Linked DNA regions of Mus musculus: region 1 is linked to region 2. Evidence: chromatin loops called from intact Hi-C (ENCODE). Cell type or tissue: left cerebral cortex. All regions are shown on one strand. Region 1 overlaps Pikfyve (phosphoinositide kinase, FYVE type zinc finger containing). Region 2 overlaps Pikfyve (phosphoinositide kinase, FYVE type zinc finger containing).

Region 1 (8,000 bases), 52 kb before region 2:
TAATCTAATGAAAGATTTCTTCATAAGTTTCAATTTAAATCATGTACACATCCACAAGTAGATCTTCCTTAAACATCTTTAATTTCTATATCTAAACAGATGTAGTTAAATAACAATATATAATTTTTACTCTTAGATGTATGTGTGTGTGTGTGTATGTGTGTGTGTATACTCCTAGCATTAAGGAGGTACAGACAAGATTATAAACTCAAGATCAGCCAGGATCACATAATAAGACCTATGAAGATTAGCTTTGTCACCTTAACATAACTTAGAATCAACTAGGAAGAGAGTCTCAATAAAGGATTCTCTACACTGGTTTGGAAGATGGGCTTACTGAGTGATTGTCTTAAGTTAAAATGTGAGAAGAAGACCCACTATAGGTGGCACCATTCCCTAGCAAAAGGTCCTGAACTGTTTAAGTACTGAGAAATAGAACTGAGCACAAGCAAGTGGAGAGCATATACATATTTCTTCTGCTTTGTTCCTAACTGTGGTGGTATCTTAAGTTACTTCAAGTTCCTTAAAGTAACCTTTATTTGCCCTTATTGATGGGCTGTAAACCCAGAATTATAAGCTAAATAAACTCTTCCATAAGCTGTCTTTTTGTCGGAGTGTGTCACCACGGAAAGAAAGAAAGAAAGAAAGAAAGAAAGAAAGAAAGAGAGAGAGAGAGAGAGAGAGAGAGAGAGAGAGAGAGAGAGAGGAGAGAGGAGAGAGAGAGGAGAGAAAGAGAAAGAAAGAAGAAGAAGAAGGAGGAGGAGGAGGAGGAGGAGGAGGAGGAGGAGGAGGAGGAAGAAGAAGAGGAGGGAGGGAGGGAGGGAGGGAGGGAGGGAGGGAGGAAGGAAGGAAGGAAGGAAGGAAGGAAGGAAGGAAGGAAGGAAGGAAGGAGAGGGAGAGGAAGAAGAAGAGGGAGAGGAAGAAGAGGGAGAGAGGAAAAGAAACTAAAACAAAAACATGACCTATCTTAAAGCAATGAAAAAGTCAAGAGCTACATCATCACACTTAAGCAATACAGACAGAAACTTAAAACAACTACACACTTTCCCTTAGTTCAAGCCCTTCCTACTTTACTACAAGTGCATATTAAAATCCAAAATCCCAGTTTTGTTGCCTTATGACTCTACTTTTCTACTTCATATATAAGCCACCAGACTCAAGAAGAAGAAAGGAAATAAACAAAAGAATAAATATTTTAAAAGTCTGCATGCAATTTGTCATATTGTTTTTTTTAAAAATCTTGCCTCAGTAATTTTTCAACAGACAAAACATTCTAATCTTACCCAGACGTCCTACCTTTGTTGGCCATATTACATCACTTGGAATCAATCCCCTCTCTTCATCACTCTCAGTTTTGTTTCCTGATTTGCCACCTGAAGTACATGATGCATCTTTTGAATGGACAAAGGGGTCCAAATGTTTTGACTGAATTCTTCCTCCTCTAGCTCGATAATCAGCTAGCATTCTACCCAAGGTCTGGCTGTCACCCAGATGTTCAGCAATCCTGGTGCTCACTAGCTCATGTGAGGGTAAGACTTGAATAGACTTGGCCTGAACACTGCCATTCATGCCCTGAAGTCCAGAGAGATCCCTGAGCAGCTGTTTCTTCCTCCTGCTCTCCATTTCCTTCACCTCTTTGTTGAGAAGAGGAGACCAGTAAATCTGCTCTGGAAAATAATCTCGAGTTGAGCATCTCATCCCCTTTTCAGTTAAAAGGAAAGGTTCACGGAATGTAATAACTGGAGAGATACAGAGGATTACATCTTTTAACTCCTGTTTAAATGTCAAGGCATAAGTCTTTCGTTGATCTTCAGAGGAGGTGACTTCCTCAGTAACGTACATTCCAGTGTCATCCTGTAAAGGGTCTCTAAAAGCTTTCATCTGGCTTTTGGGATCCTGTTGCTCATCCGTTTGCTGTGAAGTCTCTGGCTGTTCATTTCCTACGGCATCCTGTTGATCCATATGGAGAGGCAACAATGACTCTGGTACCAATGCAAAAAGAGCACAGGGAATACCTGCTGGGCAAGTGGGGGTGGTATAATCTTGATGCTTCAAAGAGGCAACAGCTTGTGGAATACTTTTATTGTCTAGTTCACCCTTCTCTAGCACAGTCCTTGATTCCAACAAAGTGCTATCCTCAGAAGACAGGGCCTCACGAGGGCACTCAGGATCCTGAGGAAGGGAGCTGCCACTGACCTGCTCCTGAGAGGCTCCCTCTTCACCTCGTCCCTCCGTCAGAAGATGGAATGAAGGGCTTTGCATTAATGTTGGAGGCATAGCGAACTCATCCATGAGAAAAGAGATTTCTAGCTGAGAATGATAAGCTACACAGATCATAAATATTAGGATCTCCTTAACTCGAGCCAGCTCATAATCAGAGCCTCCTCTGAGCTTGATTGTGCAGCCTAGATGCTGTGGACAGCCTTCAAAAAACATCAGTGTTTTGGTTTGTTCTACAAATAAATAAATAAAAATGAAGAGACTTAGATGACCAAACAATTTACTACCCACAAAAAAGAAAAACCATATGTGAATAAAGCCACCTGAAACATCTCCCACTTAACCAGTGCTAACAGATATTAACACTTGCTGAATAAACAATGATACAGTTAACTCAGAGATGACTCACTTCTCCTTGAGGTCCCTAACTGAGTGATTATATGCTTAAGATGACTCACCATTAGGCAGCTGAAATATCTGCATATAAAATTTGTGGCAAGTGCCCAAGTGGGGTTTGGTGAGCAGCTGGTCCATGGACACCACTAAATCACCTTGGGTCATTCGACTGATTCTTTCTAAAACTTGCTACAAAACAGAAAAACACTGTATTACAAAATTAAATTAGCTATGAATAAAAATCTCAATAACATGGAAAAGTACATTAAGTATTAAACAAAATAATGTTCACAATCAACTTCTTTAATTTTAATAAATCAATCGCTTGACAACTTGTTTATTCTACACTTGGCCAAATTTACTTGCTAAATAATCAATGTGTAGCCCCAAAAAGAAACCATGGTCATGGTACTCTTATCAAAACATGGGTGTGGCATGGTGGTTCACTTGTATAACTCCAGCACTTAGGAAGCAGAGGCAGGAGGATTAGTGCAAGTTTGAGGTCAGCCTGGTTTAATAACTGAGTTCCAGACCTGCCAGAAATACAATGTGAAACTACATTATTTTTACTCTTACTTTATTTTGTTATTGTCTTTTGTTAAAAGAGCATTTGGATAGCATGTCTTAGCTATGACATGATGTTACGATGGGAAAACAAATAAAAATCAGTTTCCTTAAAAGTGACCTCTGTTTTACAGAATGAAGCACAAATGCTGATGGGTCATGTCCATTCCACCTTTGGTCTCAAAAACACCCAAAAGAATAGCTACCTGCTCCTAGAAATATGCCACTAGCCTTGGATGACAGCCCCCACTGAATACATCCTTTTAGAATTATTACACTTTGATGATTTATAATGATGTTACCTGTTCTGTTTGTGATTCACTGAATACATAGTTTCAGAGTTGTAATGCTTGGATGATTTTTGTGCTTTTCTGTGCCAAATGATTTTTGTTGGTTATTTATGACTGTTTCACTGGATATAGTTTCTAAGAGATGTAATGTTTGGTTTTTTAATGTATAAAATCCCCTGCTTGAGAGCTGCAAAATACACTGAGATTCAAACTGCCTCTGTGTTTGTTTCTGTTTGTCACCACCAAATCCTTACCCACCTAGCTTCGAGGATCCCTCATTCCAGGGACCCACATACCCGACTGGGGTGGCCTATGGCAGTTAAGTTACACTGTCTTCTGTCTTCCAGTGTGAGTCCACAGTTGTAATAATGTAGCTACTACACCTGGGTCCCACTTCCACATAAGTGCTACATCAAATAAAAATATTGCTGCATACCTACCATACATGCATATTAATTTAAAAGCCATGATTTTATAAATGAGTAAAAAAAGACAAATAAACACTCACTGACTTTACATTAATGACCAGAGTAATGCCATGTTCCAGTAACATGTCCTGAGCAATCCGAGACACTGTTTTCTCAACAAGAACCAATGTGGGTCGAACATCAACTATTCGTTGAACATAATTCTTCAAGAATTCCCTTTCCTAAGTAAGATAAACCAGAAATACAAAACCTGGTATAATTCAAGATTCTGATATATTAAAGTATCATGACAGCCTGACTATTAATATCAATATTCAGTCTATAGTCTTTCATTCACAAATAAGTCTGTAACAAATTCAAATGCAACAAAAAATTTTAATTATAGTTCTCAAGTATACATTTTACTTAAAAGTTTTAGGAAAAGTTTCACCCTCTAATAAATTTTATTTTGAAAGATTTTCAGGCCCTAACAATCTACAGTCTGCTGTAGACACTTGGTGAGGGAGAAATAGCAACTATACATTCTCAATTTCTCCCTTTATTTTTCTCGAAGTACATTAACTTCCTAATCTGCTTACTAAATTTTAATTCAAGGACATCTGAAATTATTTTCTTTGTGCAGCTCCAATAAAACACAATTATTCTGAAACCAAACGTGGTTAAGTCATACTTATAATTTCAGAATTTGAAAGGCCAAGTTACTTACAAGTCCAGGGCAGCCCAGGCTATATAAGGTTCTATGTCTCTGTCTCTGTCTCTGTCTCTCTGTCTGTTTCTCTGTCTGTCTGTCTGTCTGTCTGTCTCTCTCTCTCTCTCTCTCTGTCTCTCTCTCTGTCTCTCTCTGTCTCTCTCTCTCTCACACACACACACACACACACACACACACACACAGAGTCTGCTTCTGCTACAATGTTGACAAATAAACTTCCTCCCAGTCTGGTTCTTGCTCATCCAAGAAAGACCATCAGGTGTGTACCAAGTTCCGCTTAGAGGACTACAGACCAATAAAGCTAGTATGGAGTATAAATGGCATCACAACCTAATTATATCCTGTCCCTTGCTTCTCATCCTTTTTCTGATTACATTTGTTTCTTCCCTGATTATTTTATACTTGGTCATAGTAGGGAGGACAGAAGAAGCAGATGGGAAAGGGGAGAGAGAAAAAGAAATAACAAATTAGCTGACATTTTTCTTTCAAGCTAAGAAATTTAACAGAACTGGCATTAATGGTTTAAAAAGAAGTTTGAAAACACAGATGAAGAAGATGTCTCATATTATCAGTATTAAATCATGTTGTTAACTACAAATGTGCCCAAGCCATGACTCACATATAATTTGATAACCAGATTCAGAAAATTGTGAATAATTGTGATATTGAAATATCTATAGATTTCAAATACCATGGTTCATGAAATCCAACAAGGCACAATTTTATACATTTTAACAACTCTACAACCAAGTAACATCTTATACTCAATATGGCTATGATCTAATTCTATGAAAGTATGCTAATATCATCTATAAAACCACAAGATCAGGGATGATATACACAGAACAGTGTAAGCCTGAGGAGCAATAACGTACATAACTGTGTTTCCCCTTGTTCTCTTAGGTTCTTCACTGAAAACCATACTCCATCATATCCAGAAATGCTGACCTAAATCTAAACAAGATCTTCCATTTTTAATGATAATAGCAGAAAGCATAAGAGAACAAGAACTCCAGGAAATAAATTCATTAGCTAATGCAGAAAATTTGAAAAAGCATTTTGTCTTAGACTACAACTGTGTTTTGCTAGCTCCTATCTATGGAATGAAATACAAAGTGATTGCTTCTATCCTGCTAGAAAAAATATGACTACGAATATAAAAAGTATGTTTTCCTAAGTATTTCTGGTAGTGTGTTTCCATGTATATGCTATTTATATTCCTAAATACCATATATTTTGAATGATCACAAACTATAATACCATTCATAGGAGAAAAAAAAGCCATTGCAAATTAAAACAAACAAAAAACACTAACACCTGAAATTGATGCAACTTCAGATCTAAGGCCGTTCTTCCACGGCGACAAGTAGGCTGAGGGCAGGCTCACACCTCTCCAACTACTACTGAGACCCTACCCCCCTAGTCTTATCCCCAACTCTGTAGCTGGAAAGCTGCTGTGGTCTTCCTTTCCTCTTTGACCCAGTCTCCGAAGGATCACAAAAACCCTTTCCCTCAACCTTATTTCCCCCAACTCAACCCAGTATCCTAGCCTCCAATACCAGCAACCACTCTCTGTGAACACACCAACTGAACAGACCAGTAAAACGGGCAAAACATGGCCATCAACCACTCTCCAAAAAATCCTCCAAAGAAACAGAAACCAAGGAACAAAACATCTACCCAACAAAGACAAAGCCAGAAATCAGAACCTAGACCTATATAATCATCCCAAACCCAGATGCCTAGATGACAGTATAAAAACACAGTAACAGCTAGGGCAATATGTCTCCAGAACCTTCCAGAGCAGGCTCTGAATATTCCTACATAACAGAAGCACAAGAAAGCCATCAAAACCAACTACATGAAGATGGTAAGAGATCTTTAAAGAGGAAATGAATAACTTCCTTAAAGAAATCCAAGAAAATGCAAACAGTTGAAGGTCTGAATAGAAGCAATAAAGGAAACACAAACTGAGGGAACTTTGGAAACTAAAAATTTAGGAATATTAACATGAACTACAGAGGCAAGCTTCCTCAACAGAATACAAGAAATGGAAGAGAGAATCTCTCTCAGGTACCAAAGATACACTGGAGAAAGAAAATGTTAAATCTAAAATAATCCTGATACAAATTATCCAGAAAATCTGGGAAACTATGAAAAGACCAAACCAAAGAATAATAGGAATAAAGGACGGAAAGAAGTTCAAAGTTCAAAGACCCAGAAAATATTTTCAACAAGATCAGAGAAGAATGTGAAAATAAAATTATAGAAGATATATATACACCAACAAACACATTGCAACATTAAGAGTAGACATTTCGGGACTGGAGAGATGGCTCAGCGGTTAAGAGCACTGACTGCTTTTTCGAAGGCCCTGAGTTCAAATTCCAGCAACCACATGGTGGCTCACAACCATCCATAATGAGATCTGATGCCCTCTTCTGGGATGTCTGAAGACAGTTACAGTGTACCTACATGTAACAATAAATAAACTTAAAAAAAAAAAAAAAAAGGAGTAGACATTTCCTCAGGTAAAGGGGTGGTACAAAAGATATTCCAACATCAGTGATTGTGGAAGATCTTTCAATCTTCTGAAATAATCTTTTATTTCTTTCTTCAAAGACTTGAAGTTTTCCTCAAGTAAGACCTCTTACTTGCTTGTTTAGTTACCATGTGATATGTTATATTATTTGTGGCTATTGTAAGTGTTGTCTCTCTGATTTCTTTTAAATTTTTTTAATTACTTTTATTTTTTTACAGTCCAGTCTTTGCCCCAATTCCGGTCTGCCCTCCCACAATTCCTCATCTCATTCCTCCTTGTCACCCTCCCCACATCTCCAAGAGGATGTTCTCCCCCTACCCTGATCCCCACAAAACCTCCCCACTCCCTGGGGCCTCAAGTCTAAAGGGTTAGGCACATCTCCTCTCTCTGAGGCTAGACCAGGCTATGTGTTGGGAGCCTTGGGCCAGCAAGTGTATGCTGCCTGGTTGGTGGCTCAGTGTCTGAGAGATCTCAGAGGTCTGGGTTAGTTGAGACTGCTGGTCTTCCTATGGGGTCACCCTCCTCCTCAGCTTCTCCCAACCTTTTCCTAATTCAACCACAAAGTTCCTTTCATCATTAATCAGGCCTTAGAGCCTTCCCTTGAGATGGATCCCAAGTTGGGCTGGTCACTGGACCTCCTTTCCCTCAGTCTCTTCTCCCTGCAATTTTTGTCCCTGCAATTCTTTTAGAATTCTGGATCAGAGTTTTTGACTGTGGGATGGCAACCCCATCCCTCCACTTGATGCCCCTGTCTTTCTACTGGAGATGGACTCTACAAGTTCCCTCTTCTCACTGTTGGGCATTTCATCTAAGATCCCTCCCTTTGAGTCCTGAAAGTCTCTCACCTCCCA
Region 2 (8,000 bases):
ATCAAGGAGATGCATTTACCTGTATAGCCCATAAATTTTCCAGGGATTTCTTGATTACAACAACGACTGCAGAAAATCTGCCCACACAGTCTGCAATGGTGTCTGCGCCTAAATGTTGTAAACTTTTCACTGCAGTCATAGCACTCTTTACACTGGCTATCTGGCATCCAATATTGCTTCAGGTCACTGTCCTATAACAACAAAAATGTGTGCTGTGAGGGCTTCTTAAAAATAAAGAGTTTAAGTTGCAATGACAAAAGAAATCTTAGAAGGTGTCTTTTGCAGATGGCAAACTAGTTCTAAAATTCAGATGGAATGCAAAAGGTTAAAATGACCACGACAGTGCTGGTGGTGGTGCACGCCTTTAATCCCAGCACTTCGGAGGCAGAGGCAGGCAGATCTCTGAGTTCTGGGCCAGCAGAGTGAGTGAGTTACAGGACAGCCAAGGCTACACAGAGAAACCCTGTCCCAGAAAAGAGAGAGAGAGAAAGAGAGAGAGAGAGAGAGAAGAAAGATCAAGACAATGTTAAAGAAAAATTAGACTTAAATCACTCACTCTCAGAACTCAGGCTAAAGCTACAGTAACTTTAGACAGAGTATTAGTAAAAGGACACACAAAATGGAACTATAATACAGGAAAGAGTGGCCTGCTTGCAAGTCTACTAACTTATGATGAGTTATTTAATGTAACCATGAAAGAAGGGCTATCTAAAAGCAATGTGCTAGGTTCACTAGTCACTGAAAGGGACAAAAGGAAACTGGAACCATATTTATGAACAAAAATAATAAAGCTTGCTGAAGAATATGTACAAACCTTGGCTAATAGACTAACACCAAAACAAAATATAAAAAAGATAAGGAAGAAAAATTAGACTACACAAAAAATAAAACAAATTAAGAATTATATATAAAACTCTGGTATTCACAATCAGAGGAAGTAATAAACTTTGACTTAAGTGACAGTATGCCATGGCATGATCTCCATGAGTGATTAATAAAAAAAATCTCCCAAGGCCTCTCTACAATACCTGGCTTTTTCCTTCCATGATTTCTTTGAGGCGTTTCAATACTGTGCTGAGGCTTCGAAGCTGAACAGCTGTACGTGGGTCATGACCTCCACAGGCTGGTTCTGCTTTCCTTCTGGAGTCTGAGTCAGATATTTTTAAAAAGAAAATAATTGTTTTCATAGTTTTAGTAACTATATCAAGCTGTATGTGTGTGTGATATAATACAAATTATCCCCATTGTTAGCAGATATGTGATCTCCCAGCCATTAATACTGAGAATTAAAACTAATTTTTATCAAAAATAAGTTGTTGAAAGTATGCATTACATATAAACCACTATTTTACATGTATTAACTGCTATGTAAGAACTATATGGAAAAACGGATGGGTTTGATGGTTGAAGTGGAAGCATCACTTACATATTCAGAATTCACTAATGATTTCTTGCACACTTAATTCCCAACCAAATAAATAATAAACACCTCATAGACATTGAGCAGAAGAAAAAGTAATTCCAGAGAGTTAATCTAACTTGGTCCCAAAAGTCAAATAGGTAAGCAATAGGACCAAACTGTCAGTTCTATAGCAGATCATCAGAAAGAAACTTGACAGACAACCCTCCATAGATCCCAGCAGGCTTTGCAGGACATCCAGGGCTATATGACCAAATATGACCAATGAAGCCAAAGCATCAACCTGGCTAGCCCACACCCACACCCACACCCACCACCTCCTCAATCCTGCAATTCCACACTGGAAGAGATCATTTGCACTTGAAAACCAATATGAAAGCAAATATATTAATAAAACAAGCCCATATTTTAGCTTTGTGACCAGAATGAAACATGAAACTACCATAGTTGTTACCTATTCTTATTTTAGATGAAAATCACAAGTGAAATTTCTATTTATTCCTGGCTACAGCAGTTTCAAAATCTCAGGTTAAAGTGGCTTGACCAACAACAACAACAACAAAAAATCCTTATTAATTAAAGCACATTAACCTAATAACCTGTGGAGTCTCCCTAATTTACATAATTCCTCCATATCTCAGTTTTACTTCCAAGGTTTCAGTTATCCTCAGTCACACAGTCTGAAAATATTAACATTTGTCTTAGCTCAAGAGAAACAGATCTCAATCACATGACCTGATTATACTGCTACACTAGTTTAGTGACATTACTAATGTCACTAGATTACTGACATTAATCTCTTGGCCAAATTTATGAATTAATTTATCATAGGTTTCAATGTATACTGACCAAAACATCATGTACTATGGCTTTGAAACTGCCTCTGGCTCTAGTCATCTACTTGAGATCTAAAAGGTATCTTCTATAAGGTAATTTACTATCAAATGGAAATATCCCACCCTGAATCTATCTATTTACTAGTTTCCTACTAGGCGTTTTGTTTTGGTTGGGAGGGGAGAAAATAGGGATTGCAAGAGAGAGAGATGTATAAATCCAAATGCATCAAAATTTCTTAAGGCAGTTAAATCACTAAAATAAGACCTCATCCAAACCGCACCTATCTTAGCTGCAGCATGTATCTCAGATGTGCTGTGCTAACATGCATTACAGCTAAATTTTTCTTGAATCTCAAACAGTGATTAAAAAACAGTCTCCATGATTATAAGTCCTAAAAGGAGACACAAAGCTGTAAGAATCATAATGGCAGTGATCCCTGGCACCACCAAAATAAATTGTAAAGTTCTTTGCACTGAGCTGCTTGGAAGAGAAGGATATCAATACTCTCCTCCATTGGGAAAGAATGAACAGTTAGACCCTGATTGATCTCAGTGAAAGAAAAGAGATCAATGCTCTTAGACACAATAACATTAGCTACTGTTTTGTAAAATGGATGCTAGAAAATCAAGTAACTTCCCTAAGAACTTCCCAATCTATAGAAGTACAGCTAAGGAAAAAAATGTATTTGACTAAGCAAGCATTCCCAAACTTCTTAAGTTCAAAGGCCTCCAAGGTAAAGGCCAAGAATTGGACTCGATTAGACAGTAGGGAATGTGGGAGCCACACTGAAGGAGAAAAGCTCTGCTTATGCTCGTTTATCATACAATAAAAGCAAATTTTGGCAAACTACAACTCTGCAATCCCTAGCAGGCTGGATTCTAGTCCAATTCCTCAATTTTAAGAAATTCAGACTGATCTTTGGCCTATTTTTCCTCCCTCTGCAGCAAAGGATAGCTTGGCATTGTGTGAAAAACTAAACAGAGTTCAGCGAGGAAAAGAAAATGAAAGCTTTCGGACAACAGTGTTTTAATTCAGCATGGAATTTAGTCAGAAGAACATACTTAAATATAGCACAATGTTGCCTTGGATCAGGTTCTGTTGCTGTGATTCATTTTTGCTACTTAAGATAGGATCTCATTGTGTATCCTACACTGGCCTGGAACCTGCTAGTATTTCCTGGCTGGCTTGAATTAGCAATTCTCCTGCCTCATCCTCCTAAGCCATGTGTCAGAAACTAAGAGAAGTTTAATAAGGTTGAGGTTAAACTTGAATAATCTGGGATGAAAGAAAATCTTCTGCCTCCATCTCCCAACTCTCCCTTTCAAAATGATATAACCTGAGCTGAGGGGGCTGCCCTAAGAAATGTGTGGGGGTGACACAGCCATCATTCAAGCCACTCAGCAAAAACACCTCTTTCTACTAGCGTCTTCCTCCTCCTTTCGGAAAGAAAAACCTCAACAAGCAGTAAAATATCCTTCTGCTAACCACCATTGTACAACTATCATTCACCCAAGGATCTCCTGGAAGTGAACGGCCCGACAGGACAGATACGGGGTTTAGGGATAAGTGATTCCCAATGGACCACCTCTCCTCTCTACGGAATCACTGCCTCTGCACTTCTATCACCTAGAGGTGAGCAACCACTTCACCGAGTATAACAATCTAACAAATAAAACCTAAACCGCCTGTAGTCCCTCAGCTAAACACAGATTCCCAGCCCACACCCATCAGAAAAGCATGGAAATGCATGAGGTGATGATATAGTACCACAGGATGGAGAACAAGCAGGCAAGCGGGACAGTGTATCCACAGTGTAACCAGCCACACTGACAGTCTGAAGCCCAACAAAGACAAAGGCCAGCAGCAATCAGCAGCCCACCAATGGAGTTTGACAGTGTTCTGCAGCCAGTGGCATGCACATCACACTTCATTAGCATCCAAAAATAAGTGCAGAATCCATCTATAAAGTTGGAACTAACCTGTGCTCTCCTGAGGATGTGGCAAAGTGTTCTCTGCTGAAACCCAAGCAAGTAATTAATCAAAATACAATCAAGACATCAGTGCTTGCATAATCAAAATTTAATGACATAATGAACTTTTCAACAACTGAAAAGTTTTATCACATAAGTAAGTTTTATTTATTCTGAAGGGTACTGGACTGTTCCAAGTAACAGAAACATTAACTCAGCATATCACCTAGAAAGCACAAAGATGAAAATTCACACACAAAGTGTAATAATTGCTGTTTTACCTAACACTGAAGAGCGCCGGTGGAGCTCCTCATTAAGCTGTTTTTTATAAGGTACAGGCGACCTCACAGACTGTGTTCTTGAAGGGATCTGAGGGCTGGCCCAACTTGAACTCGGAGACTGCTGCTCTCCTTGGCCCCCTTCTCCTCGCTCTGTGACAAAGGAAATATGGTATTACTTGAAAAACTAAGGCTCAGAGTTCAACAAGGTGACAGATAAGATCCTTCAGACAATATTCAAGTATTATATTCATAACTGAGCATGTAACGCTCTTGCAAAGGACCCTAGTTCAGTTCCCAACACCTATGTCAGGCAGCTCATAATCACCTGTAACTAAGCCTCTTCTCATCTCCTCAGGTACTCACACACATGTGCATAAAACACATGCACACACATAACTGAAAATAAAATTAATTTTTTAAATTTTTAAATATTTTAAAGAAAAAGTAAAAAACCAGAATGAAAAGCTGGGCGGTGGTGGTGCACGCCTTTAATCCCAGCACTTGGGAGACAGAGGCAGGTGGATTTCTGAGTTCGAGGCCAGCCTGGTCTACAGAGTGAGTTCCAGGACAGCCAGGACTATACAGAGAAACCCTGTCCCGAAAAACCAAAAAAAAAAAAAAAAAAAAAAAAAAAATCCAGAATGAAATTCCGTTCCAACAGTCACACATTTTGTGTACATGAACTGTGTGTTTTGCTTTTCATTTGTAAGTTTGTGAACATACTAAAGGAAGCAACACAAGCCTCACATAAGACCTTGACCTTTTTGACCAGTGTATGGGAGAGATCTCTTTATATTACTGAGACAGTGTCCAGCATACTAGGTGCTTTTTAACCCTTCCTAAATGCATAACTTACAACAACTAAATGTAAAATGTTATCCTCGATAACAAAACTGTTAGGAAAACTGAGCTAGTACTATTAAAATTTTTACTAAAGGCCAGGTGTGGTGGCACATCCCTTGAATCCCGGCAGGGATAGTGACAGGCCAGCCTGACTTACAGGGTTATAGAGTAAGAGCCTATCTTTAAAAAAAAAAAAAAAAAATTCTACTGAGTGAAGCTATCAAATTCCTAAAATCAGGTTCTATCTTCTAACACATTTCAAACAATAAAGACAAATAAATCAGACATGGTAACTCATACCTGCAACCGAAGCTCTCAAAAGACTAACACAGGAAAATGGCCTCATGGCCAAAATTACAGTGTTTCAGGTTAGCCAAGGCCAAAAAATGGACCCTGGTCTCAAACAAAAACAAAAACAAAAGTGCAAAATAAGAGCAAGATATGTCTATATTTTAAATTCTGCTTAAAAACAATGAACATTGCATTCAAGAACTCATCCTTTAAATTATCTGTTCATTTCATGTCATTTACAACTCAATCCAATGAGTATAAGTCCCAACATGCTTGCTGTCAGCTTGTAAGTTTCTAAACATACAAACCATATACTGCTGCTTAATATTATTGCTTTAAAATCTTATTACCAATGCCTCCCTCAAAACAAGTTTCATTCTGTAAGCTTAAGTCAAAGCACATTGATAGAAAATATGTAGAACAAATGTTTTCTCATTAAAAAGGACCTCCCTAACCACTTTAAATTCAATTTACACAAATAATTAATCGGATTACAATGAAATGCTATCTTTTCCTTCTTAGACAGAAAGACTTGGTGACCTGAGATTGAAGTCACCACCTTATTAATATTTCACATTCTCACAACCACACAGCAAGACACTAAAGGGAATGCAGAGAATTCAAACTGCATTTTATGAGGTTTATTAAGATGTAATCTTACCTTTGTTAAAACGAAAAAGGTTTACAAAAGAACTATATGCTGACTTGAAGGGGGGCTCATCCTGGTCAGGAGTCAAGGGTTTAAAGTGAGTGAGGTGAGAAGGACTGGCAGGAGAGCGAGGCAAATCATTAGCAGAGTCCAGTGTCGGGGAACTCTTGTCATCTGTGGCCATTTCATGAGTCTGGAAAGAAAGGGCAGGGAGGGAAAGAGATTCCTTAGAAACCATCTCAAGAACAGGCAAATAACCAAACAGCCCCCCTGCGTGACAATTCTTATCAAAACACAAAAGAATAAGGAGACCTATGTCCAAATATTCAAAAATTGAGGCTTAAAAATTACTACTGTCTAAATGGAAAGAGCCTCAACACTTAAAACCATGTATGTGGCTGAGCTCATTTCAAATATTACCATTCTTATTCTCTTTACAATTAAAGTTAATTTAAAATCTACAGGTAAGACGTAAATATGAGCAGACAAAAAATTTCCCATTACTTATAGGTGTCCAAGGTTTTTTGTTAAAATAATAATAGCTTTATAAAGTTAGAGCAGAAACTGACTTTATATAACATAAACTACTCAGCCTCATTTTACATATGTATCTGAGGAAAAGAAAGCCAGTCAGCTGGCAGGACATGTCTATGCAATCTGAGCAAAGGGCTTTGGCAACGCCTGTGACAAGTGCTCGAATCAACAGGCTTCCTCTTCTCTCCTCGTAGGCACAGGAACCTGGGATTTCCACAACTACCTTATAAGCCTAAACTCAAAAGACATTAAGGTATGACCTTCTTAAAAGGTGTTTTTGCTTATAAGTAACCAAGAAAGCATAATGGGCCAAAGCAGTGAGTCTAGTCACGAAATAAAGTCATAGGAAGGGACTGAGGCTCTTCCCCTCTTAGATTGAAAGTTTAAAGAGAAATATCCTTTGCTATGTTAGTAAAAAATGCTAAAGTTTGTAATCTATCTATACTTTAGAAAAAAGGGCATTATATTCTCCTAAAACTGTTTTCTCCTTCAAAATCAGATGTATAGGTTCATTTTATATTCACAACACTCCTAGAAGTCACATAAGTAAGTATTATTACTATAATTAACAATTGAGGCAACTAAAACAGTTTTCTTTTGGGTGAATCAGAGATAGTAATAAATAGACTTGTGACTATACAACTCTTGCAACAAAATTCTCTGACAGTCTTCTATCAAAAAAAATTTGTATTCTTCACAGACTTCCAATTCTAGCCAACTGTAGTCTCTTAATACTCAAGATTCTCTCAAATTAGTAAATTAAAACAGAAATGAAACCACTGACTTGGATGGAATTTTGGCAACAAGTGCTTATTGGAAAGGATGGGGAGGAAAAGAAAAGAGGAAGGCGATGGAGTAGGGGAAAGAGAGGAAAGGGAAGAAGAAAGACAGGGAAGGAGGACCTCTAGTATCAGGTAAAGTATTGTCTCAGTCAGGGTTACTACTGCTGTGATGAAACACCATGACCAAAGGAACGTCTGGAGTAAAGGGTTTATTTAGTTTACACTTCCACACCATTGTTTATCATCAAAGGTGGTCAGGAAAGGAACACAAGCAGGGTAAGACCTGGAGGCAGGAGCTGAGGCAAAGGCCATGGAGGGGTGCTGCTTACTGGCTTGTTCCTCATGAACAAGTGTTTAGCCTGCTTTCTTATAGAACCCAGGACCACCAGCCAG

The links. Hi-C counts contacts between places; a loop is a spot of excess contacts. Peaks named below come from ENCODE experiments on the same cell type or tissue, not always from the same donor. Only the 100,000 strongest peaks of a DNase experiment are listed, where the experiment ranks them.
Region 1: a loop joins it to region 2, with 2.0 times the contacts of the local background. A loop is called at or near these places in 2 of 42 quality-filtered maps.

What each region holds. Positions count from the first base shown.
Region 1 is chr1:65,240,515-65,248,514 of GRCm38, reverse strand. It overlaps Pikfyve (phosphoinositide kinase, FYVE type zinc finger containing), which reads right to left. Exons shown (of 42, transcript NM_001310624.1): 18 at 3,979-4,119; 19 at 2,679-2,805; 20 at 1,297-2,453. Among named protein-coding and RNA genes, the nearest start is that of Pikfyve, 58 kb to the right of the region's middle. In left cerebral cortex, no CTCF peak of the experiment used is centred here; no DNase peak of the experiment used is centred here.
Region 2 is chr1:65,188,803-65,196,802 of GRCm38, reverse strand. It overlaps Pikfyve (phosphoinositide kinase, FYVE type zinc finger containing), which reads right to left. Exons shown (of 42, transcript NM_001310624.1): 2 at 6,304-6,484; 3 at 4,509-4,658; 4 at 1,029-1,147; 5 at 20-191. The coding sequence starts at 6,475. Among named protein-coding and RNA genes, the nearest start is that of Pikfyve, 6.1 kb to the right of the region's middle. In left cerebral cortex, no CTCF peak of the experiment used is centred here; a DNase peak (open chromatin) is centred at 3,371; H3K27ac peaks cover 266 bases.